Linked DNA regions of Homo sapiens: region 1 is linked to region 2. Evidence: chromatin contacts called from ENCODE Hi-C or POLR2A ChIA-PET data. All regions are on one chromosome and are shown on one strand. The core of a region is the stretch at or near the end of the contact, and the rest is flanking DNA. Distances in the headings are between cores, read along the strand shown. Region 1 overlaps NPFFR1 (neuropeptide FF receptor 1). Region 2 overlaps LRRC20 (leucine rich repeat containing 20).

What was found. A loop is a pair of places that touch in the nucleus more often than their neighbours do. ChIA-PET counts read pairs that join two places held with the same protein, here RNA polymerase II (POLR2A). Pooled maps may share reads with other maps.
Region 1: a loop to region 2 is called in a map of astrocyte of the cerebellum, with 2.7 times the contacts of the local background. The contact joins two enhancer-like sites. A Hi-C loop is called at or near these places in 10 of 168 maps with a recorded cell type or tissue (Caco-2, K562, OCI-LY7 and 7 more), 1 of 37 single-sample maps with no recorded cell type and 4 of 50 pooled maps. POLR2A ChIA-PET finds 5 or more read pairs at or near these places in 5 of 52 experiments (GM12878, HCT116, HEK293T and 2 more).

The regions. Positions count from the first base shown.
Region 1 is chr10:70,252,568-70,256,902 of GRCh38, reverse strand. It overlaps NPFFR1 (neuropeptide FF receptor 1), which reads left to right. Exons shown (of 4, transcript NM_022146.5): 4 at 1,076-4,335. The coding sequence ends at 1,946. Among named protein-coding and RNA genes, the nearest start is that of PPA1, 21 kb to the right of the region's middle. Within about 2 kb of position 2,527, at least 2 of the 41 ENCODE cell types and tissues checked have a DNase peak (open chromatin) inside an H3K27ac peak, as active enhancers do.
Region 2 is chr10:70,322,812-70,326,753 of GRCh38, reverse strand. LRRC20 (leucine rich repeat containing 20) reads left to right here. Exons shown (of 5, transcript NM_001278212.2): 4 at 2,724-2,891. Among named protein-coding and RNA genes, the nearest start is that of NPFFR1, 41 kb to the right of the region's middle. RefSeq lists a silencer at 2,226-2,325. Within about 2 kb of position 2,118, at least 9 of the 41 ENCODE cell types and tissues checked have a DNase peak (open chromatin) inside an H3K27ac peak, as active enhancers do.

The DNA of each region.
Region 1 (4,335 bases), core at 1,278-3,777, 70 kb after region 2:
CTGAAAAAATAGGCACGGGTTTTGTCTTTGTTGTTGAAATGCTTCAGGAGAGTCTCATGCACATGGAGGGTTTACAGCTACTGGTTTATATGGCATATGAAGCAAGACAAATCTGGGTTCAAGACTGGTCCTTGCAACTTGCTATGTGAACTTGAGCCAACTGCTTAACACTCGAGTCCCAGTTTCCTTGTCTGTAAATCAACAGTGTAGTAACTATCTTAAAGGCCTCACCTTTAAAAAATAATAAAGGGTGTAATAACAGATGCTGAGTTGTCCTCATGAGGAAATAAATGGTGCAGACTTGTCCTTGCATTGTAGAGATACTGATACTATGGCCAAGATGACATAGGGACAGCCTGACATGTAGGCTCTACATCTGACCTCCTGAGGTTTTCTGGAGAATCCATAAACAGAAACTGTGTTATTTGACGCACCTAATCGTCCTTGTCGAGGACAGACTGCGCACTCTGATCGCTCTGCTAGCTGCCAGCTAATCAGTTGACCCCCAAAAGTACACAAATGGCCCCGCAAGGAGGCTCATATCTATAATCCCAGAAATTCGGGAGGCCGAGGCCGGAGGATAGCTTGAGCCCAAGACTTTGAGACTAGCCTGGGCAACACAGTGAGACCTCATCTCTCCAAAAATTGAAAGAAATTAGCCGGCGAGGTGGCAGCGCATTCCTGTGGTTCCAGCTACTCAGGAGGCTGAGGTGGGAGGAGAGGATCACTTGAGCCCGGGAGGTGGAGACTGCAGGGAGCCGTAATCGCGCCACTGCACTCCAGACTGGGCGACAGAAGGAGGCCCTGTCTCAGGAAAAAAAAAAAAAAAAGGAGAAAAGTGCAAAAGTGCACACAGGATTCATTGTTCCCACACGATCTGCGGTTTCCTCCTCCCTTCTCATAAATCCTGTAGCTGCCTTTGTTCTTTGACTACTCAGCCAATTCAGGTCTGAGCTGTTCTTCGACGCCGCCCTAGATGCGATGATGAAGGTCAGGTGCCCGCATCCCACCCACCGTCCCCTCGCAGGGGCCCTAGGACCCACCCAGATCCCGCCTGTCTCTCTCCCCGCGGCAGGTTCCGCTGCATCGTGCACCCTTTCCGCGAGAAGCTGACCCTGCGGAAGGCGCTCGTCACCATCGCCGTCATCTGGGCCCTGGCGCTGCTCATCATGTGTCCCTCGGCCGTCACGCTGACCGTCACCCGTGAGGAGCACCACTTCATGGTGGACGCCCGCAACCGCTCCTACCCGCTCTACTCCTGCTGGGAGGCCTGGCCCGAGAAGGGCATGCGCAGGGTCTACACCACTGTGCTCTTCTCGCACATCTACCTGGCGCCGCTGGCGCTCATCGTGGTCATGTACGCCCGCATCGCGCGCAAGCTCTGCCAGGCCCCGGGCCCGGCCCCCGGGGGCGAGGAGGCTGCGGACCCGCGAGCATCGCGGCGCAGAGCGCGCGTGGTGCACATGCTGGTCATGGTGGCGCTGTTCTTCACGCTGTCCTGGCTGCCGCTCTGGGCGCTGCTGCTGCTCATCGACTACGGGCAGCTCAGCGCGCCGCAGCTGCACCTGGTCACCGTCTACGCCTTCCCCTTCGCGCACTGGCTGGCCTTCTTCAACAGCAGCGCCAACCCCATCATCTACGGCTACTTCAACGAGAACTTCCGCCGCGGCTTCCAGGCCGCCTTCCGCGCCCGCCTCTGCCCGCGCCCGTCGGGGAGCCACAAGGAGGCCTACTCCGAGCGGCCCGGCGGGCTTCTGCACAGGCGGGTCTTCGTGGTGGTGCGGCCCAGCGACTCCGGGCTGCCCTCTGAGTCGGGCCCTAGCAGTGGGGCCCCCAGGCCCGGCCGCCTCCCGCTGCGGAATGGGCGGGTGGCTCACCACGGCTTGCCCAGGGAAGGGCCTGGCTGCTCCCACCTGCCCCTCACCATTCCAGCCTGGGATATCTGAGGGGGTCCAGGGAGGGCGGGACGCTGCCTCAGGGCCCCGATTGGACACGAGATACATGCAGGCGATAGCGGCCTGGTGTGGTTAGGTGAGGATGCGTGGTCCCTCCCTCTCCAGAGCCAGGCAGTGGTGGGCAGCTGCTGGTGATGTCTTCTCTGCTGCCTTCACCCTCAGTAGAGGCAAATGCGGGGGACGGGAAGGAACCAACTTGCCCTGTGTGGTGGGCTTGACAAACATCATCTCACTGAATTGTCACAACGCTTTGGAGATAGGTTGTCTTCTCTTCCTTCTACAGATGCAAAAACTGAGGCCTGGAGAGATGTGACTCACCCAAGTTTCTCAGGTGGAAATGGCATGTGAAGCTATCTGACTCCAATACCTGTGTGGTTTTTATCATCTCCAGCTGGCTCCAAGAGGGCCCGGTAAGGTAGAACACTGTGAACTGAGTAAGTCCTAATTAGGCAGCTAGGAAGAAGCGAAAAGCAAAGCCGGCCTGTCCCTTGATGCTTTGTGTCCATGTGAGGGAGTCCCTCATGTTCCGTTACTGAAGCCACTCCCCTTGATCCTTTTCTAGAAGAACACGGTGTGCCCCCGCTGCCGGCTCTAATGTGTTGGTTTGTCTTGTTTGTTCCAAGAAGTTCCAAGAAGCCATTGTCCTCAGAGGACGGCAGCTTCAGAACGAGCCTTGGGGAGGCTGCCTCAGTTGCAGGGCACTCTAGGTCTTGCCCTCTGGGTCTGAGCTTAGAGAACAGAGGAGGGACTCCCAGACCAAGGCAAGAACTTACAATGCCACAGACATTGTAATGCTGCAGGGCCACAGGAGGTGTCCTTTTACGTACTCATAGACAACGAGGAAGGGGAAGCACGGTATGCATTTTCCACATTGGGAAACACATCTGCTCACTGGGGCTGCAGGTACAAAGCCTTGCCCAAGGTCTCTCTCCTCCCTGCTTCCTGGGAGGGAGAAGTTGGTCAACTGAAGCTGCAGCCGGAGTGCCATTTGGAGACTCCTGAAGGACACACACTAAACTCTTCCCCAGCACAAATGACTTGTGTACTCTAAGGAGGTACCAGGAGAGCCCTGTTTACTCTGGCTTTCCCCCAACACCCCTGCATCAACTTGAAGAAATGTGGCTTCTTTCCAGGAGACGGGAGCACATGGGATTGCCTTGGAGGGTCCTTTCACAGGCCCCTTCATCTTGCACTTAAATGGACATTTCCCCCCACCTCTGTAGAAAACACGGTGTTGCTAGAAATTTAGTAAACAAAAAAGAAACGTTTCCAGGGGTCGGGGCTCTGAGGCTCTGTTCCCTTAACCGACACACAGTGACTGTTTACTGTTTGCTCCACTCTAAGTTCCAGGTTTAGGGGCAGAAGAAAATTCCTAAGCAGTTGTACAATACATTCTCCAAGCATGTCCCCAGACACCGTCTCATTTAATCCATAGTAATGAGGTTGAAGGAGATTGAATGTTATTGTCATTTCACAAAGTGACTGAAGCTCAAAGGGGCCAAGTTTCCAGGGCCACAGAGGGGCAGGATTTAGATTAAAATTTGTCTTCTGATTGTTCTTCCCACCCCACATGCTGCCTTTCAAGGAAGGTGGGGATGACGGGAGAGCTGGTAATTTCCCCAAAGGCTTTTTTGCCTAACAGTGAACCAGAATGCCCACTCCTGGTGCCCAAGCTCTTGGTCTGGGAAAGAAATCTATTGTGTTTACTCTCGTAATGTCCAGCCTGAGTTGTTCTTGCCCTGGTGCTGAGCAGGCTGCCAAGAGCCATCATGACCTTGTCCTGGTTCTGGGGGTGATGGATGAGGGTCTGAGAGAGAGTATGCCCTCCTGCCCCTCAGTGGTATTAGCTGGTGCCATGCATTTCTGGTACTGTATCAGTGTCATGTGTCATATGGGCCAGAGAGTTCCCAGCTGGTTCTGGGCTATTTGTTGTGAAGAAGTCTGACTCCAGGCTCTAAAAGTAAGCCAGAGAAAGGGCCGTCTCAAACCCAAAATGCCTATCCCTATGGCTGGGTGGGAATTGTCTGAAGACACCACCTGGTGTCTCCTCTGGGGTGTGTTTCTCCTTTAGCATAGCCTCCCCAAGTACAAGATCAGCATTTGAGGCTGGGGGCGGGTAGGGATACCAAAGTACTCACTCAAGCCAACCTTTCCATCACAGCCCCTTTGTCTTCCCCCAAAAGATGTCATGCTTTGAAAGGTTATAACTGCCCAAAAAACTCCTTCAGCTCTCGCTGAAGGTTACAATTAACATATTTTGCTGTTATTTTTGTTTCTTCTAAAAAATCAATCAGAGGCTATACCTGCCCATTCAGATCTGAGTGATAACAGGCATGACAATGCTTTAATGAAGCAGTGAGACATTGTGGGTATGTGGGGA
Region 2 (3,942 bases), core at 869-3,368:
GTGAACCCAGGAGGCGGAGCTTGCAGTGAGCCGAGATCACACCACTGCACTCCAGCCTGGGTGACAGAGGCTTATAATGGTGATCTGGATAGCAGCGTTCTGTGGTTTAAGGTGTGGCTATTCAAGAACCTGGCTGCCAGGGGAAGCCTGGGTTTGCGTGAAGCGAGCACTGGACCTGTTGATGGAACCTTGGGTTCCGACGTCCCTGAAGATGGAAAAATGGAAGGCAGTCCAGGCCCCCTGCACTGTCTGCCTCCTGAGGGGAGAAGAGTCATTATTTATCACATATTTTCTGAGTGACACAAGGTGCCTGCAAGAGGCTGGATGTAGGGACAAAGATGAATCAGATGTAGTTCCTCCCAAGAACCCCAGTGTGCTGGAGCAGGGCATTTGCAGTGGGGCTGGTACCCAGGCGCGTGCGTGTGTGTGTGTGTGTGTGTGTGTGTGTGTGTGTGTACACAGAGGCGCTGGGAAGGGGGCAGGGGTCAGTTTTCACTGTAGGGATACCTGGGAGGGGCTGTGGGGACCTCAGAGCAGCTGCATTGTGGGGCTGTGGAAGAGCAGGCATGGAGCACTGAGGGAGGGGCAGGGCCAGCTGCAAAATTGGTGGGGCACAGAGAGAAATGACTCCAGAAATTAGGGGTCATTTTTCTAAAAGTTACATAGGAAGATTTTCCCTTTCTTTTACAGCCTCTCTCAGCATGTCATGGTGCCTTTCATTTACTATTTCATGTTGTTCTAAGTAAGGAAAGATCAAAATTGAGCATGAATTTTACCATTTATCTTTATGTTGTGGAATGCCAGTTTTAAGTGCAATTATGAGAGCATTAAAATCATGTGTAGAATCATGAAATTCATATTTTGTGGCTTATTTTCTCGGGAGGTGCCTGGAGTAGGCCAGAAGGACAAACTCAAACCAGACTCAGAAAGGTTGGAAGGCAGAAGGGAGGAAGGACAGACTCAGAGGGCCCGGGGGCCCCGTCCACAGTGCAGGGCACCCACGCAACCACCCTCAGGCCTGACAGCTGCTAGGTTTCTGCCCTTACCAGATGCTGGACTGACTGCCTTCCACCCTGGCCTGGGGTGATCTGAGGAAGCTGAGCCAGGTCTTCCCTGCCTAAGAGTCCACCACCCTCAGCCTTGGCAGGCAGGCAACTCCAAGGCTCTTTAAACCTGTTCGTCAGGACCTGCTCAGTGCCTAGCTCAGGGGTGGGTAAGAGGCTCACTCCTGCTAAGCCCCAGTGGCCCTGGGTGAGGGTGAGGGAGAGCTGTTGCCTGCGTGCTCCACCCTGAGACACATGGAACACAAGCCTGATTCTGACCCTCCCTGCCGAGGTGGAGGGTGCAGTATCATTGCAGAACAGGGATGGGAGGGGGAGGCCAGGCGGGAGAGCAGGCCGCTATCCTGGGAAGGCAGTAGGAGATCGGATCATGTGTGAGCTCAGACTCCATGACCCAGCTCCACTGACAAAACTCAGATTCAAGGATAAAATTATTAAGACTTTCAAGATGGCCATACAAGGCATTCCACCCCAAGTGCGGGGCCCTTCTGATCATGAGACCTCATGTGAATACACTGGCCCCATGCCCACAAAGCCAGCCCTGGGAGAAGAACTGGGGGACATTCTTCAGGTTACTCAGCATTTCTGGGCCTCAGTTTCCCTCGGGTCAGACAGGGTGGGGAGAGACTCACTGTAAGGCCACACCTGGATGGGGACTGGACAGCCCCTGGGGCCTCACCTCTACCTCTCCCTGTCATGCTGCTTCACCTGTGTTCACAGACTTAATCCTCTCACAGCCCTAGAGACAGGCATTATGATGTTAGCTCCTTGCTACAGGTGAGACGATGTCCTTTCTGCGGGGATTAAATAACGTCCTAAGGAAGAACAGTGAAAGTAGGGGCACGGCTGGTGTGTACCCAAGCATGGGGACTCCAGTTCCTCCTCCCATCAGCCCTGGGCTGTGCTCCTCCACCACCTGCTGCCCTTGCTTCCTGCCCCCCAGCTCTCCTCCCTGCACAGGGCCCTGTGGGCGCCCGGCTTCTCTCACTAGATTCAGCTTCAGCCCACACTATATCTGGCCCCATCTCTTGGTACTGCCTCAGCCGGGTTCCCAGCAGAGGGACTCCCCCGGCCCAGCTGCCTTCCCACACAGGTCCCTGCACAGGTCGCTGGCCAGCTTTCAGAGCAGCTGCTCTCGGAGCAGGAACCCACCCACATTGGGTCAGCTGTGGTTGGCCAGGGGAGAAGGGGCACATGACACTGAAAGAATGTGGCTGCCCCTGGTGGCTCCTTGAGCAGGGAGGGCCATGGAGAGTGGTGTCCCCTAAATGGAGTGTGGGGAGCCCCGAGGGGGAGAGGCCGCCCATCCTGACCTGCCCCGTCAGGGCCCGGAGTTGAGGCTTTGTCTGAGGGAGGAGCCAGCACCTCCTGACCCCTCGCTGAGGCCCAGGCTTCTGCTGGGAGAGCCTTCCATTCCAAAGTCAGCAGCAGGCAGCCTCAGCTGGAGTGACAGGTGGCAGGCCCCGGGCAGCGGTAGGAGGGTGACCCCTCCTCTAGCACAAATAAACATGGAATCAGCCCTGTGCGGGGCTCCCTCTGTGGCCTAGGGCTTCCTCTGTGCCTTCCTGGCCCAGGCAGGGTGAGAGCCACAGCGGGCAGTCACTGTGGTCTCGGGGTGGCCCCCTCCTCATCCTGTTCTCTCTCCTTCCCTGCACGTGGCAGAGCTCCACCTGGAGGGGAACTTCCTACACCGCCTCCCCAGCGAGGTCAGTGCCCTGCAGCACCTCAAGGCCATTGACCTGTCCCGGAACCAGTTCCAGGACTTCCCTGAGCAGCTTACCGCCCTGCCGGCGCTGGAGACCATCAACCTGGAGGAGAACGAGATCGTAGGTGAGTGGGCCTGGCCCACCTGGCCCTGGGCTGCTGCACGAGGCGCTCATGGGCCACAGGACTCTGGAGTCGACCTTCACAGGTGGGAGGAGAAGCTTGGGCTTTCTGTCTGAGATGCCTGAGCAAAGGACATGGGGCCTGGGAAGGTAGACATTTTGAGGCCCTGTTGCCTACCGGGTGCTGGGTGGGACACTTGCTTTCCCTGGCAGGTAGACGGCCTTGGCTTTCACCACAGTGCAGCTCTGAACTAGCCAGGCCACTGTAGGCCACAAGCTCTCCCTCTCCAGTTCTCACCTACCAGCCTAGGCGGTCTCAGACCCTTCGGCTCTGGCCCTCTGTGTACTTTTTCCTCCCTGAGTCCCCTGGCTTCACAGAGACCTCTTCACAGGAGTGAGCAGGGCCCACTAGACAGCCATGTTCAGCACAGCCTCTCTATGCCTTCCAGAACAAACACGCTGCTCCCTGTCAGCCCAGCCTGCCAGGGCCCTCACCACCAGGGAACCAGGGGTCTGATAGGTGCCTTCTGCAAACAGCAAACCCCAGGAGGTTGGGTTCTGCTGAGGTCAGGAAGCGGTCTCTCCTTCCTCTTGCAGCGATTATGTGTCTCCTGTCTCATCAGGACCTCAGAGAGCCGAGCCTCAACTCCAGCTAGTGGTCTAACCTGCCCAGACAACCTGGGCACTGGGTGGGGTCTCTGTGTGCCCTCCCCTCCGCAGCACCCTCCTTCAGTGGCTCAGCCCCAGTTCATCCTCTCTCACATGGCCTCTGATGTGGAAATGCTGTTCTAATGCCAATGATGTTCATAATAACCCCCTTCAGTCATGCTTTCATTTTCTTAAGCCCTTTTATAGCCATTATGCCATTTGATTAAAAGCAACATGAGGCAGGCCATTCCCCATCAGATGAGTCCTAGCAGTTTGGGCCCATCTGATGGGGAATGGCCTGCCTCCTGTGGTGCGAGTGCCCATCTGTCAGCGGTGCCACAGGCAGGACTCTGACCCTGGCTGGGTGGGAGGTGGGACCAGCTGACCTTTGAGGTTCTGAGTCTTTC